Regions from separate parts of the Homo sapiens genome. Here region 1 is linked to region 2. The links are chromatin contacts, found by Hi-C or POLR2A ChIA-PET in ENCODE. All regions are on one chromosome and are shown on one strand. Each heading gives the region's core, a stretch centred on a gene start or an enhancer-like site at or near the end of the contact. The rest is flanking DNA. Distances are from core to core; before and after follow the strand shown. Region 1 holds the start of NBPF1 (NBPF member 1). Region 2 holds the start of SPEN-AS1 (SPEN antisense RNA 1).

Region 1 (4,990 bases), core at 185-2,684, 770 kb after region 2:
ACAGGCACACGCCACCACACACAGCTAACTTCTGTATTTTTAGTAGAGAAAGGGTTTTGCCACATTGCCCAGGCTGGTCTGGAAATCCTGGGCTCAAGTGATCTACCCACCTTGGCGTCCCAAAGTGCTGGGATTACAGGTGTGATCACTGCGCCCGGGCCACCTGCACATGTAAAATTGTGAACTTCTGTATACTTCAGTAACTTTTCCAAGATTTCTTTGACGCAAAGTTCTCAGAAATCTTAAAGCTAGCATTTCAGAATAGAAAAAGTAGCTTCTGGTTCACTAGTGAAATTTTACCAATAGAATTTAAAAACAAAAAGCTACTAACGCATATCAGCTCAGAACACTACCAGCAGATCTTTTCTTTAACTTCCTGAAGCACTGGGATTCATTCTTTTGGCAAAGAAAGGATGAACAACACTGTAACCCAAAGAAAAGATACCACTGCCAGAAAAGACTTCTTTTCGAAAGCAGCTCTAAGCAAAAGATAGGAGGAAAACAAGGAAGCCAGGCCAAACGTCTTGGTTAACTCTCCGCTGAAAGGACGCCACATGAGATGATCTAAGAAGCCAGCCAGCCAGCCAGACGCAGGGAAATCACAGCAACTCTTTGGAGTGCAAACAGCAACCCCACAATCCAATCTACCCGAAATCCTGCGGTTCATTTGAGGCTTGCCCCGCTAGTCAGGAGGTGATTCAGTGATGGCTACAAATGCTGCTCATGTGCATCCTGGAGCTGGCACACCTGGCTTGCCCATCACCAGCCTGGAGACACCGCCAGGAGCAGAAGCCCGGAGGCCAGTAAAGACCCCAACTTTGCAAGTCAGGGGCGCGAGCGCGCTCGCCTCTCAGGTCCGCAGAGGGAACGGATTTCTGGCCTGGAGGGTGGGGTGCGGGGTCAGTGTCCTCTACAGGATATAGGAGGACGTGCCCCCGAAGCTGCTCCGTCCCTCCACCCCCTGGGATGCCACAGAACACCCGCCAGCGAGTTTCTTCCCCAGCGCCCACGAGAGTTGGGCTGCGGGCGGCAGCGGCAGGCGAAGAATCCAGCGCGGGGAACTCAGGCCCCGGCGGTGCACGACCCCCCACAGCCCCCACCCGCCCCCGCGCTCGCGCAACAAAACTTGCCACGGCCGCGCCTCGACCCAGCTGTGCGCCCGCGGGTCCCGGATTCACCGCCCGCCCAGCCTGGCGCGGCGCCCTCACCTCAGAAACGCTGGGTGGACTTCGCGTAACTTCCCATTCACAGGGCAGCCGGCAGCCGCGCCGCCGCGCCTCGGCCCAGCTCCTGGCGCCGCAGATCGCCCGTCCCGCGTTCCCAAAAGCACCGCGCTCGCTCAGAAGCTCGGGCAGCCTCGCGACCCTCACCTACGCCTCCCAGTACCGCCGCTGTCTCAACCGCCACCCAGCCCCTCGCCTGCGCCTGCGCCTGCAGCCCACTGGCTCCTCAGGATCCCGATGGGCGTGTCAGGATAACCCAAGGCGCAGGCGCGGCGGGGCCTTAAAGGGACCCGGCGGCCTCTTCTGCACAACGGGTTCGAGCAGGTTAGGGGCCGCGCAGGCGGAGGAAAGGAGTAACCCAGGGGAAGGACCGAGTGCAGCGGGGACGGGGAAATCCCTCTCTCCCCTCCGCCTGTCTTTCAAAGCACCAGCCCTCGACCCTCCAAATCGCTGGTTTCCCCGGCCACTTGAACAGCCCCTGCCAGGTTGAAGAGGCAGGAGACACACCCCCTCTGGGGCTGGAGCGACCCCGCGCTTAGGACTGCAGGCCTCGCGCTGCCGCACCGCCCCGAATCTGACTTCCAGGCACGGGCACGCGGTGCAGTCGGGCAGGCTTCAGAAGAGCCCCCAGCTCTCCCAGAGGTGGCCTTAGGTCACTCTCAAAAAGAATAACCAATGTGTCAATGGCACTTGTAGTTATTTTCTAATTTAAATTTATTAACAGATTTTGCAGATGGGCTTCCACTGAAATAAGCCTTTGAGAAAAAGAAAAACTTTTTTTTTCAACAGGATTAGAATACCAAGAAATAGGAAGTAAAGCCATGCCGTCCACCCAGCTAAAAACTTTGAAAACTTGATATTTTATCTAAGGCAAATGTTTGCATAACTTTAGGTCATGCCATTATTTAAAGTCAATTTCAGTTAACAATTTCATTGCAACTGAATCTATCTTGTATAAGAAAACTAAGATACATCCCTGATAATCTACCTCTCCCCTCCTATACTCCATCCGTCAGCAAATCCTACTGGTTTTTACCTTCCAAATTTTCCTTGAATCTGTCCTCTTCTATCTCCTCCGTCACCACCCTAGTCTAGGCTGCCTTCACCTGGGGAGTGAGGGTCGAGGGACTACTGACCTAGTCTTCTTGTGGTTTACCCATATCCCCTTTATCGCCTCTCTAATCTCAACACAACAGGCAGAGTGGCTTTTCCAAAATATAATGTGACCGTGTCACTTCCCAGCCTAAAGCACTTAAACACCTTCCCATTCTCTTAGACAAAACCTCCTAACTAACCAAGCCCCGAATGGCCAGGCGCCTTGCCCACTTCTTCATCTCTTCTCACTACTCAGACCAATTCTGTTCTGCTCTCTCTGCTCCAGCCAAACTGGCCTCTTTTATTCCCTATTTACCAGCTTCCTGGCCTCCACAGAGCTTTTGCTCATGCTTTGCTCTGTGCCTGGAAAGTTCTTCTAACCCCTATTCTTCTGAGAACAGCTGTAGTCTCCACCTCTGAAAAGCACCTTCTGACCTCCCTATGGTGGTCCCTTACTCCTATCACATTGCATGAAACTGTAATCGGGTGGTTATTTTGGTGAATTTTTTACTATCGGCTACGTAAGCCCAGGGTTTGGTTTTGTTTGCTTCATGATTTGTATTTCCACATTTGTTAAATACATATTTGTTCATAAATGAGAATGATGGATGCTAGAAGTTGAAGTAAATTTGGCATAAAGTCAGAGAAAGAGAAAATGTCACAATCTGACAGTTGGAGTCAGAATGTAGAAACTTCAGTTATATTAAAACTGATTTTATATCGTTTTAGGCTGAGTTGTCTTAGGATGCTTTGGGTAACCTTTAAAACTGAGTTCTCAAAGAGCCTTGTATAAACACCTGAATTAATAATGATAAGCCATGGGGTGGCCCACATAAAACTAATAACATTGGTTGCTTTAAGAGAGGAAGACTGAGCCAGGCACAGTGGCTCATACCTGTAATCCAAGCACTTTGGGAGGCCAAGGCCCGCAGATCATTTGAGCTCAGGAGTTTGAGACTAACCTGGGCAACTTGGTGAGACCCTGTCTCTACATAAAATACAAGCAAAATTAGCCAGGCGTGGTGGCGGGCACCTGTACTCCCAGCTATTTGGGAGGCTGAGGTGGGAGGATTGCTTGAGCTCAGGAGGTTGAGGCTGCAGTGAGCCATGATCATGCCACTGCATTCCAGCCTGGATGACAGAGCAAGATCTTGTCTCAAAGAGAGAGAGAGAGAGAGAGAGAAATGAAGACTGGTGACTGGTGGCTACTGGTGGGAAGGAGATTTTTACTAAATGCCCAAAAGGTTTAAAATTGTAACTTTTTTATTTCAAAGTCTGTGAAGATAAATGACACAAAAGAGCACATACCTTCCCATTTATTTGAAATTCTAGAAAGGGGAAAATTAATCTGTGGTGAAAAAATCATAGCAGTGGTTCCCTCTGGCAGGGGATTGACTGGGAAGTTACATGAGAGAAATTTCTGGGTGGTAAAAATGGTCTCTGTCTTGATAGGGATATGAGTTATATAAGTGTATTCATTTGTCAAAAAACATACAGTTAACATTTCAATGAATGTAAATTTTACCTTAAAAACTATACGAATAAATGCAAATTTAAAATCTGCTAGCTAACACCTAGTTGAGTACTCAGTGTCTATGGGCATTGGCCGAGGCTATACATACACGATTTTCTTTAGTCCTCATACCGTCCTCATGGGGTAGGTATTATTATCATAACCCCCTTGCATATGAAGAAGCCAAAATGCAGTAAATACCAAATAACTTGCCTCGATTTATACCCCTGGAAAATGCGGGAAGAGCTTTAAACACCATCAGTCAAATGCCAGAAGTTGTTAAACATTAGACTCTATAGCACTTCTCTGAAATTATAGTATTTTTGGTATATGTATATATATATATATATATATCATCTACTAGATCAAGAGCTTCACAATGATTGAAATCATAGTTTGTCTTTTTGTTTGAGGTTTATGTTTTTATTTTACTTCATTATTTTAAAGACTGAGTCTCGGCCGGGCACGGTGGCTCATGCCTGTAATCCCAACACTTTGGGAGGCCAAGGTGGGTGGATCACTTGAGGTCAGGAGTTCGAGACCAGCCTGGCCAACATGGTGAAACCCCATCTCTACTAAAAATACAAAATTAGCCAGGTGTGGTGGCACGTGCCTGTAATCCCAGTTACTCAGGAGGCTAAGGCAGGAGAATCGCTTGAACCTGGGAGGTGGAGGTTGCAGTGAGCCAAAATTGTGCCACTGCACTCCAGCCTGGCCGACAGAGTGAGACTCCATCTCAGAGAAAAAAAAAAAAAAGACTGAGTCTCACTATGCTGCCCAGGCTGGACTTGGACTCCTTCATTCAAGCCATCCTCCTGCCTAGGCTTCACCTGGGACTACAGGCCCAATATTTTTGTCTTAAGTTTCTAAGCAGTCCCAAGACTTTGCACAGTAGCTGTTCAATGTATTTTGAGTGAATGATTAAAAACAAGCTTGATGTCGATTTTATTGGTACAATTTATATTTACATATGTAATATTTATATGCTTTTATATATTTATGTGTGCATGTATATAATTGGTACTAACTTAGCACTGCTGTGCCTAAGTGCCTGAGATGCATCTCAAATGAATAGGCCTGAGGAGAGAAGCTTGTGTCATTAGCTCTGACCCTGCAGCACTAATCCTGGTTTACCCCTTTCTTTCAGTCTCCCTGAGCA
Region 2 (5,630 bases), core at 1,289-3,788:
AGGCTGAGGTGGGCAGATCACCAGGTCAAGAGATCGAAACCATCCTGGATAGCATGGTGAAACCCCGCCTCTACTAAACGTAAAAAAATTACCTGGGCGTGGTGGTTTGCGCCTGTAGTCCCAGCTACTTGGGAGGCTGAGGCAGGAGAATTGCTTGAACCCGGGAGACGGAGGATGCAGTAAGCAGAGATGGTACCACTTCACTCCAGCCTGGTGACAGAGTGAGACTGCGTCTCCAAAAAAAAAAAAAAAAAAAAAAAAAAAATCTGGCTTGCACCTGAAGCAGCACACCTCTGGTATTTCTGTGTATTTTTATTATAAATAATTTTATTTTTCTCTCGATATAGTTACCTTAATTTTATGGGTTTTCCTTGAATTTCTGTAAATTGGCCTTTATATAAAAGTTCAACTGGCCGGGCATGGTGGCTCACGCCTGTAATCCCAGCACTTTGGGAGGCCAAGGTGGGCAGATCACCTGAGGTCAGGAGTTCAAGACCAGCCTGGCCAACATGGTGAAACCCCGTCTTTACTAAGAATACAAAAAACTAGCCTGGTGTGGTGGTGCGCGCCTGTAATTCCAGCTACTCGGAAGGCTGACGCAGGAGAATCGCTTGAACCTGGGAGGCGGAGGTTGCAGTGAGCTGAGACAGCGCCATTGTGCCCCAGCTTGGCTAACAAGAGTGAAACTTGGTCTCAGGAAAAAAAAAAAAAAAGAGGCTGGGCGTGGTGGCTCAAGCCTGTAATCCCAGCACTTTGGGAGGCTTGAGGCGGGTGGATTACCTGAGGTTGTGAGTTCGAGGCCAGCTTGACCAACACAGAGAAACTGTCTCTACTAAAAATACAAAAATTAGCCGGGCATGGTGGCGCATGCCTGTAATCCCAGCTACTCAGGAGGCTGAAGCAGGAGAATCGCTTGAACCCAGGAGACAGAGGTTGCAGTAAGCCGAGAACACACCATTGCACTCCAGCCTGGGCAACAAAAGCAAAACTCCGTCTCAAAGGAAAAAAAAAAAAAAAGAAAGTTCAACTGTAGGTTTCAAAAGCTCTTAGGCCTGGAAAGGCCAGAGGTCTAATTCCTTTCTCTGTTTAAATATTAAATTATGGTCTGAGGGGAACAATATTGGATTCCTGTCTCATTTCCGTTTTATTCCTTCTATACCACAGCGATCAGCAAGGGTATCTTGCAAACGGTTTCGCAAGATTCTATATAAAAAAGTTGCTTAGGCCAGGTGCAGTGACTCCCGCCTGTACTCCCAGTACTTTAGGAGGCCGAGGCGGGCGGATCACCTGAGGTCAGGAGTTCAAGACCAGCCTGGCCTACATGGTGAAACCCTGTCTCTAATAAAAATACAAAAATTAGCCAGGTGTGGTTGCGGGTGCTTGTAATCCCAGCTACTTGGGAGGCTGAGGCAGGAGAATCGCTTGAGTCTGGGAGGCGGAGATTGCAGTGAGCCGAGACCGTGCCACTGCACTCCAGCAGCCTGGGCAACAGAGCGAGACCCCGTATTAAAAAAAAAAAAGTTGCTTCATGTTACAAGCCAGTGACTCTTGGATGGGATGCGTTTCTGAAGCCGTCGCTGTTCAGCAGAGCGGTGAGAAGGGCAACCTTTTTCTGATCGCTTTCCCAAGCAGGCAGGAATCTAAGTGTCCGGAAACGCCAGGAGCTGGCCGCCAGGTGAGCGGAGGACGAAGGGGTCCTGACTTCTAGGGGACAGGCCTTGGCAGCCGCTTTGACCCGTAGCCCTGTGGAAACCAATTGCATTTCTCTTCATATCTTCCACCAGGCCGGGGCCTGGGGTTGCCGCTGGAGGGGCTAAAGACCGCTCCTGCTTCCTCAGCCGCCCCTTGCCCGGCGCGGGAACCCGACCGAGAGCCCGCCAAGCAGCGGGACTCCACTAGCAGCTGCGCGCCTGCGCACCGGGGCCGAGCGCGCGAGCGTTCCTTCCCCGCCTGTAGTCCCTCACTTCGTCGCCCGGTCCGCGCGCCTGCGCGCCGGCTGGGAGGAACTCAGCTTCTCCGCCTTGGCAGGCGGGAGGACGCGCGCGCGCCCGCGGCGAGGGGGAGGCAGTGCGGCGGCGGGAGTCGGGCCGCGCGCGCCAGTGGGAAGCGTCCGGCTGCCACAGCGCCAGCTCCGTCGTAGTCGCTGCCGCCCGTGTCCCGCTCGCCCCTCCTCCCGCTCCCCCGCCCGCCCCTGCCCGGGCGCATGCGCTGCCGGAGCGCGAGGGTCGGCTTCGGGTGTGTGGTGGCGGCAGAGCTGAGCTGCGAGGCCCGAGAGTCAGAACCTGGGGGAGAGGGATGGTCTCTGCACGGGGGGGAGCCGGAGGAGCCGCCGCCGCTGCCGACGCCACCGCCGCAGCCGCCGCCGCCGCCGCCCCGGCACCCGCCTCCCGGCGCTGACGGTCTCGTACGAAGCCGGCGAGGGGGAGCCAGCAGCGGCGGTCGCCGGCACGCCGCCCAGCATGGTCCGGGAAACCAGGCATCTCTGGGTGGGCAACTTACCCGAGAACGTGCGGGAAGAGAAGATCATCGAGCATTTCAAACGGTGAGTGACACGAGGCCCGCGGCCGCGCTCGCTCCTCGGGCGCCGCTTCCCGCCCCGGCCCGTTGCCGGCCCCTCCCGGAGCGCGGAGCTGGTGAGGAGGACTCCGGCCCGGACCCACGGGCGCTGTGGGACCTCGTCAGCCGCTCGGCCCGCGTCGCGGCGTTGGGCCTCGGGTGTCGGCGGTGCGGGCGGCCAAGCCGCGCCGCCTTCGAAGAGCCCGCGGGGCCCCGGCGGCCGCGTCCGTGACGAGGGAGGTGACCGAGGCTCGGCCTCCACGCAGCCGGCGCCCCGGGGCTGCCCTCGCGTCAGCCCGGGAGTCGGTGGGAGATGCGCTGGGCGGCGGGGTCGCGTCCTTGCGCGCAGTGCCCGGCCCGGAGCAGCCGGGACCCGAGCCCGCCCGACAGCCGGGTCCGGCGCCGCCACTCCAAGCTGCTCTGCGGGCGCTCGGCAATGTCTGACTTCGGGAGGGTTCCGTGCGAAGGGAAAGGCGGTGCGAAAACAGAAGTCGCAGTAGGTACTGTGGTCGCGTCGCGGACCCGGAGAGACCATCTAGGACCTCTCCGGAGGATTTGCAGCCTTGAAACTCACTGGGAATGGCAAACGTTTCTCGTTTTTGCGGGGCTGGGTGGAGAGTGGTGTGAAATAAGTTGGTGCGCCCGTTTGGGCTTCCTCGTCCCCGGCGGAGGAGACCGCGTCTGACAGGAGGTTGCTAGCCCCGGCGCCCGTAGCCTCGGGTCGCACTCCCAGGCCGCCCTAAGACCCTGGTGCCCCCCACCCCTGAATTCCCGAATCAAACGGTAAAACATTCCAAACCTTTTACGATGAGAAGATGTAGCTTAAAAAAAAAACCTCCCCTGAATATTTTTGTGAATTATAAGAATAAATGTTGTCGTTGATACATCTTATTGAGTAGCGTGTAGTGCGTTTTCTTTGTGAAATGCCTGTGTACCGTAACAGATAGGCCTCCGCATAAAACACTTATTAAAATGACGATTGGCTTGGACTTGGTGCAGATTCAGAGGGACCATAGCAAATCTGTGGTTGTCCTCGAAAATGACAGTTTATTCCGATATTTAAGACCCTGGAAGGTTTTAAGTTTGGCTTTTAATTTCCCTTACTATGTAGTGAGTGAAGGAAATTATGGAGCGTCCTCATTAATGAGTCACCATGGGAAAAATAGATTGCGTCGCTCGCTTTGAGCCGCTTGGATAAGGAAATGGAAGCAGCGGCGGCGGAGCTCCTGTCTTTTAAATGGAGGATCATTGATTGTGTTGGTGGTTGCTGTTACTGGGGCATTAAACCCTCGCCGCTGGAGCGCGCGTCTGCGCGTGTCCGCGTGTGAAAAGGAGCCGGGAATCGTGGGGCCATTCATAACCTGCTTGAGCTGTCCTCGGCAGGCCGGGGGGAGGTGCGCGCTTCCAGGGACTCTCCCGGTGTTTACTACGTCGTGCCTGAGAAACCAGGCGGGGGCGGGGGGAGGCAGGGAGCAAAAATTCACCTCTGTGCCCTAGGATGAAGGGGAGACCACGGGCTGGATTGGGAAGCAGATGGGAACTTTCTCTTCCTGGCGCTGCTCCACCCCTTACCCGCCCCCCACCTCCTGGCTTCTCCTCGAGTATCGTCAGTGTTTTGATGGAAAAATCATTTAGGTGTACATTATTGGAGTGGAAAAACCACTTAGATGTGCTCACTTTAATCCCCTGTGGACTTTCTCTGTAGGTCTCTGCCTGGGAAATTCGTATGCACCGATGTACAAGCACGTGCATTGCAGCATTCGCTCGCTCCTCAGTGTTATGTGCCTAGACGTGTCATTTCTCATTATGCAGATTCCAGAGACATTGCATGCTTATGGCTGGGAGTTTGGCCCCTCTGCAAGATGAGGGGGCAGAGAGAAGAAAGAGGAAATCGTCCCAGGCAGCTTTGGAAGGGTTCTTAGTGGACGGTGCTGCGGTCTGGCTTGTGTGAATGACTTTCTAAAATGGCGGCCAGGACCCACTTTATGTGGGAATCAGCAGAGCCGATCTCAGAATGCACAGAGGGAGGAGGGGGCGGAGGATTCGAGCTGCCTTGGAAAGCGGCAGTCTGGAGGAACATTACTGTATTAAAAACGGCTTAGCTGGCAGTTTGCTCACGACTGCATTCAAAGGAGTATCTTACCTATTGCAGAGTAAAAGCAGATGCTACTGATAAAAGCAGGTTATTTTAAAACTAAGCAGATCATGTGTCCCTGAAATTCTTTTATTTTAAAGGTTTTTTTTTTTCATTTTTAAACAAATCTATTTAGTTGTTTAAATAGACAGTACATTTTTATGGGTTCAAAGCATGTGAAAGGTATACAGAGAAAAATCTCCACCCCTGACCCTGGAATTCCCAGTTGCCACACTTCCTCCCCTCACCCCCCAAAATCCAGGTAATGTCTATTTCTGGTTTCTTGTTTATCTTTCTGCATGTACAAGAAATGTTCCTGCTGATCCAGCTGTGGAGCTAAGTGGACCTTGTTTGGAGGAACTCAAGGCCTTTTATCCCTATTGTGGGATATATTTTGTAAAATGTGTGATTGCTACTAGGAGTAAAAGTGAAATCTGAATAATTTAAGTGAAAGGAATAAAAAGGTAGTTGTACCAGAACGATGGCTCTGCAAGAAAATGAAATGGTATTCACTTCTGGTGTCTTGTACAAATCAGAATGAGAAAAACCATGCAATACCTATATTAAAACTGAACTTTAAGTGCCTACTCTTATCCTTTTCCCTAGCTGATTACATTAATAACTGTTTTACAGGATTAAGAGGTGTACACTGGGAATACATTATATAAAACGTTTTCAAGATGAATGTTCTCTTAACAGTGATTAGGCTTTTGTAGTAAGTGTTTGCATTTTACAAAAAGATTAAACCAGACAGCTTTGGGGACAGCTTAGAGACATTTTAACAGAAAAAAGAGGTCAGTCAGTTCTTTAAAAATTTTTATATTTATTTTTAAATTTACATTCTGATTAGTTTTGTTTGTTTGTTTGTTTTTAAATGGACAGTAGATTGAGGGGTGGATGGCGATTTGGCTTTTTCCTCCCCAGTGCCAAAGAAAGACCA

What was found. A loop is a pair of places that touch in the nucleus more often than their neighbours do. ChIA-PET counts read pairs that join two places held with the same protein, here RNA polymerase II (POLR2A). Pooled maps may share reads with other maps.
Region 1: a loop to region 2 is called in a pooled map, with 2.8 times the contacts of the local background. The contact joins the promoter of NBPF1 here to the promoter of SPEN-AS1 in region 2. A Hi-C loop is called at or near these places in 3 of 50 pooled maps. POLR2A ChIA-PET finds 5 or more read pairs at or near these places in 2 of 52 experiments (HepG2 and OCI-LY7).

What each region holds. Positions count from the first base shown.
Region 1 is chr1:16,612,130-16,617,119 of GRCh38, forward strand. NBPF1 (NBPF member 1) reads right to left here and starts at 1,435. Exons shown (of 18, transcript NM_001405701.2): 1 at 1,209-1,435. RefSeq lists an enhancer at 1,279-2,236.
Region 2 is chr1:15,845,609-15,851,238 of GRCh38, forward strand. It overlaps SPEN-AS1 (SPEN antisense RNA 1), which reads right to left and starts at 2,539. Exons shown (of 2, transcript NR_024279.1): 1 at 2,500-2,539. SPEN (spen family transcriptional repressor) reads left to right here and starts at 2,099. Exons shown (of 15, transcript NM_015001.3): 1 at 2,099-2,542. The coding sequence starts at 2,460. RefSeq lists enhancers at 1,229-1,741, 1,742-2,253, 3,677-4,271 and silencers at 1,836-2,405, 2,586-3,005.